3 separate regions of the Mus musculus genome follow, and regions 2 and 3 are each linked to region 1. Evidence: chromatin loops called from intact Hi-C (ENCODE). Cell type or tissue: left cerebral cortex. All regions are shown on one strand.

Evidence for each region. A loop is a pair of places that touch in the nucleus more often than their neighbours do. Peaks named below come from ENCODE experiments on the same cell type or tissue, not always from the same donor. Only the 100,000 strongest peaks of a DNase experiment are listed, where the experiment ranks them.
Region 2: it touches region 1 in a loop (6-fold over the local background); 25 of 42 quality-filtered maps call a loop at or near these places.
Region 3: it touches region 1 in a loop (8-fold over the local background); 22 of 42 quality-filtered maps call a loop at or near these places.

What each region holds. Positions count from the first base shown.
Region 1 is chr14:67,945,164-67,947,663 of GRCm38, reverse strand. No RefSeq gene overlaps it. Among named protein-coding and RNA genes, the nearest start is that of Gm41188, 1.7 kb to the left of the region's middle. In left cerebral cortex, a CTCF peak has its summit at 1,037 (motif pointing right); a DNase peak (open chromatin) is centred at 1,042.
Region 2 is chr14:67,221,129-67,223,628 of GRCm38, reverse strand. No RefSeq gene overlaps it. Among named protein-coding and RNA genes, the nearest start is that of Gm20675, 11 kb to the left of the region's middle. In left cerebral cortex, no CTCF peak of the experiment used is centred here; no DNase peak of the experiment used is centred here.
Region 3 is chr14:67,208,890-67,211,389 of GRCm38, reverse strand. It overlaps Gm30806 (a long non-coding RNA gene), which reads right to left. Exons shown (of 4, transcript XR_001781308.1): 4 at 2,287-2,401. Among named protein-coding and RNA genes, the nearest start is that of Gm30806, 8.6 kb to the right of the region's middle. In left cerebral cortex, a CTCF peak has its summit at 1,298 (motif pointing left); a DNase peak (open chromatin) is centred at 1,291.

The DNA of each region.
Region 1 (2,500 bases):
AAAAATACAGGGTAGATCGGAGTCATTTCTGGTTTTGACTTGTTTGCTCTCAGAGATTTTTCTGAGACCAGCACATACTGTCCTGGAGCCCTGACCCCTTGCCTCTAATTGCCTGGACTCCTCCAGGTGACCAGCTGCCTGGACGGCTCAGCAGATATCCCGAGGCTGCAGTAACTGGCTTCTGGCTGCACTTCCCAGACCTTACTGCCCCTGGCTGTTCGGATCTGCTGCCCTGATGATCTTTCCAGTTTGTTCTCTCTGTCATTCCCACCATTTCTTTAATTTCTCAGCTGCTTCATGCCCTCGGTTTTGTTTTGTTTTTCAAAGCTTGACAGGAAATAGCATTATATTTAGCAATACACCTTGGGTTTCCTCAGAGCAGTGGTTCTCAACCTGTGGTTGGTGACCCCTTAGCAAACCTCTAACTCCAAAATAAAAAAAAATTTTTTTTGCTTTCTTTATTTTTTATTTTTATTTATTTAATATTTTTTATTTATTTACTTATTTATTTTGACTTTTCGAGACAGGGTTTCTCTGTATAGCTCTGGCTGTCCTGGCGCTCACTCTGTAGACTAGGCTGGCTCAAACTCAGAAATCTGCCTGCCTCTGCCTCCCAAGTGCTGGGATTAAAGGCATGTGCCACCACTGCCCAGCTCCAAAAATATTTATATGATGATTTATAGCAGTAGCAAAGTTACAGTTATGAAGTAGCAATGAAAATAATCTTATGGTTGTGGGTCGCCACAATATGACAACTGTATTAAAGAGTTGCATTCGGAGTGTTGAGAACTGTTGCCTTAGAACATAGTACTAGGAGCTGTTGGCATCTGCGTTCTGTCACTAACACAAGTTTGATAGAAAACCCTGTACACGAAGGCAGGTCCAATAAGCCCTTCTTGTTCTCCCTGGTCATAAAGAGGATGACAGGGAAGATCTGATCCACACAGCCTCCCTATCTGAGTCCATTTACCCACTCCCTTCCCAACAACCCTTCTACATTCACTGCAACAGATTAGATCCGCTGTTGGATAACTGCGATTCATAATTCCAACAGCAGGTGGCACTAGCACCATATCTATCTAGTCTACATTGCGCTTGCCCCCCCCCCTTTTTTTTTAAATAATGACTCCTCCAAATAACATTTCTTTTCCAAGAATAGCAACATTGCCTCCTTGATCTGCTCATTTTTGCCATTCCTCCATAACACAGTACACTAATCCTTCATAATTCCACAAGCTATTTTCAGTAATATATAGTGAATTATTGGTATTCAAAAACCACGGGCACAAATTGCTATGGACTGATTTCCTGAAATTTACAGATCTGTTTTGAAGCTTGGCCCTCTTCCTGTAACATGATCCTTAAATTTGATGGTCTTTTTCTACTCTGTGCCAGGGAGACAAGCATATTCCACATCTGTGGTCTTCTGTAACCCTTAGATAGGTCATGCCATGTCCTTCTTGGATACTACAGGACATATGTTTAGTAGAAAGCTCATAATGCTGAGTGAGATCACCCTCCTGTTGCTTGATGGACAGGTTCCTGGGTCATTTAGCAATGATGGTATATATTTTCAAGTTAGATTTTTTTTCATGCTTTCACAAGTATCGTCCTGTGTTTCATTTCCTATGCTCTTGCCTCTGCAACTAGCGACGGCCCCTTCTCCACCCTGCCGTGGAAGCTACAGGTGACCTCTGACAATGAAGGTCCCTCTTACTCTGGGGCTGAGCACCCACTCATCAGATGCTCACTGAGAGTCAATGCTAGGAAAACTCTGCAAAATTTATTGTGCAACTACTATGGCCTCACTTGTGAAGAGACTTCTGTGGTTTGTACCAAAAAGACAATGCCGACAGAGATCACAATAGCACCTCTGCGGGGGGGGGGGGGGGGGGGCAGGGCTGTCAGCTCACTCTGCGTGGGGAGGTGAAGGCTGAAGGCTGAGGCCCTGTAAATGCTTTAGATGGCAGTCATGGCATCCACTTTACTGGAAGAGTTCAAAATGTCACCTCACATTACTGCAAGGCTCCTTCCTCTCAGGGAAGTCCCCATTGACAAGCAAAAGACAGCCCTCTGGCTCCGTCTGTTTAGACTCTTCTGGAACAAATCGAGTAATAGCCTTTGGCCGTCAGATTCTCTCAGCACTTGTTTGTGAACATTTTGGGGGAAGAGGAACCGAATTTGCAGAAATTGAAAGATCATGCATTTCAACGTAGTAGTAGATTTTATGAAGGGGCTGGTGCGTGAGCATGCACACCTCTGTGTGTGTGTGTGTGTGTGTGTGTGTGTGTGTGTGTGTGTGTGTGTGTGTATCTGTGTGTGTGTGTGTGTGTATCTGTGTGTGTATCTGTGTATGTGCATGCATGCTTGTTGGTACCCATGGGAGGGAGTGTGTTCAAATGTTTTTGTCTGGTTTTGCTCATGGAACAAATTACTACAGACTTAGTATTTTATAAGGAAAAGAAGCTTATTGTTCATGGCTCTGTCAAGAAGTCCAAGT
Region 2 (2,500 bases), 720 kb after region 1:
AGTGAATCTTGACTCAACCTGATGAGCGTTAGAACCAACATGGGCACAGATCTTTGAACAAGTCTGTAAGGGATTTTCTAGACTAGGTTAGCTGAGACAGGACCCACCCCAAACATGGGCAGCACAGGTCCAGAGGCTGTGCTCCAGACTAAATAAAAAGGAGAAGGGGGTAAGCACCAACGCCCATCTCTCTCTGCCTCCTGATGGATGGACCCAATACAACCACTTGTCTCACATCTGTAGCACTTTGCCCCTCCCCACCGTGGCGGACTGTGTCCCCTAGGACTGTGAGCCCAAACAGACCCTTCCTTAAGTAGTTTTGGTTAATATCTTGTCACAACAACAAGACAAGCAGCTAATGCACACGTCTGAAGACTACATAAAGAACCTAAGCCTTCACCACCCAGTTCATCGAGGGGCAGGAGGTAAGAAAGAGCAAGGGAGAAGTAAGTAGTGAAGCTATTGATGTCCAGTGAGGCACTCACCGTGCGCCTGTGGCTCGAAACACTCAAAGGTGGCTCACTTAGCTGGGAAACCCAAGTCTCAGTTAAATCCCCTCAAATGTAAATATCCGTTTAAATACTCAATGGGGACTGCCCGAATTAGGAAGAAAAGGATGAAAATCTGCAGAGGCATTCGCATTTCTCAGAGCTCACTTGAAGTAGGCCTTCACATTTGAGTCTCCGAACACTGCACTTCAGGCAGGGTGAACAGGGATGCTCTGTCCTTTAGGCAGACATAAACAAGACACACGGACTCCTTTAGAATTGCTAAGGAGTTGACAAGGAGTGTGTGCCTCCAACTCACAGTTTCCGACAGCTAGCTCAGGGCTTTATCCACAATATCCATCTATTAACAATGACAATAACACACTAATGGCATAATTAATATTATGAACTATGCACAAGGAAACCCTTTGCATCTGTTGCTTGGTGCACCCAACAGATTTACACATTCTGGCACTCCAGGAAAATGATACCACACATAAGACGCACGGGGCAAGGCGGGGTAAATATCCCCCTGAAGAGGTCTGTCTGAAACAACCGTGATACTCCACTTACATTTTATAATTAAGATAAAAACAAATCCTGCAAGAATAGGGTAGATATTAAATGCTGATTTTGTCTAAAACTTCCAGATGGTTCGTGAGAACATGATCTGCTTCGTGAACCACACCTTTCCCGTGCTCTTTTCTGTTTGAAACAGCTATTTCTCAATCAAATATTTTCAAAGGTGATCACTTCCAGTTTTTTTTTTAATATTTTTATTTATTATATGTAAGTACACTGTAGCTGTCCTCAGATACTCCAGAAGAGGGAGTCAGATCTTGTTATGGATGGTTGTGAGCCACCATGTGGTTGCTGGGATTTGAACTCCTGACCTTTGGAAGAGCATTGGGTGCTCTTACCCACTGAGCCATCTCACCAGCCCCACTTCCAGTTTTTAATGTATACCTTTGTGGTGGTTTGAATAGGTATGGCCCCATAGATTCATGTGTTTGAATGCTTGGCCCATAGGGAGGGGCACTATTAGGAGGTGTGGCCTAGTTGGATTGGGTGTGGTCTTGTTGGAGGACACTTGCCACTGTGGGAGGGCTGGGCTTAGAAGTCTATGCTCAAGTTAGGCCCAGTGTGGAGCACAGTCTCCTGCAGCTGCCTGAAATCAGGAAATACAACTCCCAGCTCCAGTCCCATGTCTGCCAGCACATGTTTCATGCCATGATGATAATGGACTGAACTTCTGAGACTGTAAGCCAGATCCAATTTTTCAGGTTTTTGTTTTGGGTTTCTGTTTTTGTTTTTTAAATATGAGTTGCCATGGTCATGGTGTCTCTTCACAGCAGTAAAACCCTAACTAAGAAAAGAAAAATTTTGTTCTGACAAATATATCCAAAGTTGTGTGTGTCACACCGGTGCACATCTGGGTAGTACCAACTGGATCCAAGGGGTCCTTAATAAAAAACAAAGAATATATGGCAGGGAAGAAGATGGAATAGAGACCATCTACACACATATACACAACACTGCAGGTGCAACACCCATGTGTGGTTTTGCATGTACTTGGGACATGTGTGTGTGCACGTACACATGTGTATAAACGGTTCTAGTCAGGGTTCAGTCCTCTGCAGAGAGCCAAGGTCAGCACACCACAGAGTCCAGCATCATTCTGTCCATTATGTCCATTCTGTGGGGAAGCTCTGCTGCAAACATGACTTTGCAAGACTTGTATAAAACTTTCCACTCTGTTACCAAGCAGAGCCTTTCCCTAGACAGACAGTAAGGGTATTGTCACTTCCTACAGATGTCAAGAGTGTGAAGCACTGGTCAAGCTGCCCTGTCGCTTTCTGCACAGTCCTTGGTGACATGCCCTTGGCATAGTGTGCCTGCTATAAGGACTTCTTGGTAGTCTGTCTGGTACTGCCCACAGGTTGAGCTTTCACTCTCTTGGACTGCCGCCCCTCCCCAGACTGCTGGAGCACTGAATCTTAAAGATCAAGTGA
Region 3 (2,500 bases), 740 kb after region 1:
TGTGTTATGTGGCCATGTATGTATGTGTGCATATCTGAGTATGTATCTATGTGTGCTCTCTGTGTGTATGTGACTCTGTGTGTGTGTGTGTGTGTGATTCTGCATGTGTGTCTGTGAGAGAGGGGGGACACTGGGAGAGGGACAGTGAGACAGAGGGAGAGAAGGAGAAGGGAGAGAAAGAGGGAGGTGTGTGGATTATAGTGTGACCAGGATGGCTCGGCCACTCAAAGCATCTCACTGAGGTCACTGCTGCCACATCCTTTATTAGTTACTTTTCTACAGCTGTGATAAGACACCATGACCAAGGCAACTTATAAAAGAAAGCATTTAGTTGGGCTTAAAAAGAAAGCGTTTAACTAGGATTATAGTTCCAGAAAGTTAGACCATTATGGTGGCAAGTAGGAATGCTGGCAGGGACAGCTCAGAGCTTACACCTGAGCCACAAGCAGGAGGTATAGACAAACCTGAAACCTTAAAGCCCGTCCTCCAGTCACACGAGTCCTCTGACAGGGCCACACCCCTGGCCACTCCCAAAGAGTTCCACCAACTGGAAACCAAATATTCAAGCATGTGAGCCTCTGGGGGCCATTTTCATTCAGACCTCCATACCTGCCAATAGGCTGGGATGGTGGGATCTATCCATTTCCTCAGTCTAGGCCTTTCATGGACAAACCTATTAGAACACTCTTTCCCAGAGTTCATACAGAAACTGGCCACTGTCGGGGACAGTTCTCACCCCAGAGGGAGCCTCCACAGCCTTCTGCTAGCAGCAGACTGAACACTTGAAGACAGGTGATGCTGCCAGCTGTCAATCATGGTGGAAGACTTTACTGCAAGCTTCCCCACCCCAGCTGAGGTTCCTTTGGTACCCATGACCCCTTGAGCTCTTGAGAAGAGAGACAACACATCCTTTAGCTTCTGAGAAGAACAAATGGCACCTCTCAATATAAAAGAATGTGTTCCCATTTTTCTGATGTTCACAACTCAAGGAGTAGTTGAATAAAGGGATTTTTTTGTTTTTGTTTTTTTGTTGTTTTTCGAATCAAGCATTTCTCACAGAAGTGTATCCATAATAAAGACAGAATTCTTTTTTTCAGGGTGAGGGAACTGGTTCTAGAGCCTTCTGAGAGTTTCATTTAAAAGCCATATCCTCTCAACTGGAGAGATGACTCCACAGTTAAAAGTGGGTAACTGTCCTTGGAGAGAACAGAACACGACCTGTTCCCTGTGGCTCACAACCACCTTTGTAGAAAGTTCCCATTTTCAGGGGATTCCCCTGCCTGCCCCCCTCTGGCCACCATGAGCATTGCACTCATGTGCACAGTGACTTGTGCACCTGCCTGAGCACACACTAAACATAATGAGAATAAATCATTTTTTAAAAAAAGTTATGGAATATCTCTCTTGAAAAATGTGCTCAAATGTACACTTCAGTTCTTAGCCTTCTTCCTAAGAGGAATAATAAACGTAGTCGCTAAAAAAAAGGCCAGGGTGAGATGGTGTGTCTTCCAAGATGTTCACACCCAGAAATTTGTTGACTACATTTCATTTCCTAAGTCTCTGGGATGCTTGCCAGGTGCTGGGCACTGGGCTATGTGCTGAACATAGGAAAATCAATAGATGTAGTCTACAGTTTCAAGAAACCCAATAACCTTTTCTAATTTTAGTGCTTTCCTTCTGTAGACCTCATGTTTTGAGAGAAATTATCCAAAAACTTTCAATTATTGGTTAATCTGTATTTTCCTGTGAGCTGGTCACCATTACTTCAGTGTCAGCCAGTTCCCCGGGCCTGCAGGGACAATCTGCGGGGACCCAGGGCAGGGGAGAGAGAGAGAGAGAGAGAGAGAGAGAGAGAGAGAGAAAGGAGAAGGAGGAAGAGGAGGAGGAGGAGGAGGAGGAGGAGGAGAAGGAGAAGGAGAAGGAGAAGGAGAAGGAGAAGAGAAGGAGGGGGAGGGGGAGGGGGAGGGGGAGGAGGAGGAGGAGGAGGAGGAGAAGAAGAAGAAGAAGAAGAAGAAGAAGAAGAAGAAGAAGAAGAAGAAGAAGAAGAAGAAGAAGAGGAAGAAGAAGAAGAAGGAGAAGAAGAAGAAGAAGATAAGAGACACGAAGAATGAGAGCAAGTCAATCATACTGATCAAGCTCTGAAAACTTTATTCTGGAGTGGCAATATAAGCATAAGCAAGAGGAGGCTCCAAGGGAGGGGGGAAGAGCCCAGGGACTCTCTGAAGGTCAGGTGGCAATCTTCAGCTTCTAGAACCAACGGTCACAGTGTCCTCTTTTCCCATAAACATTCTTACTGTTATGACCAGGAATGTCCTTTCAGGATTGTTTATGTAAGCTAGAAAATATCCACAAGGACATGGCTGAGACCATGGCTCCCGGCAAGCCAGGACTTTCCACAGAGCTGGAAACAAAGCAGATACTCAATAAACATTGGCTCAGTTATACTGGTTGAGTTGTCAAAATTCCTGTCAAAAGTAAGAAATGGTTGCTAGTTAGTACA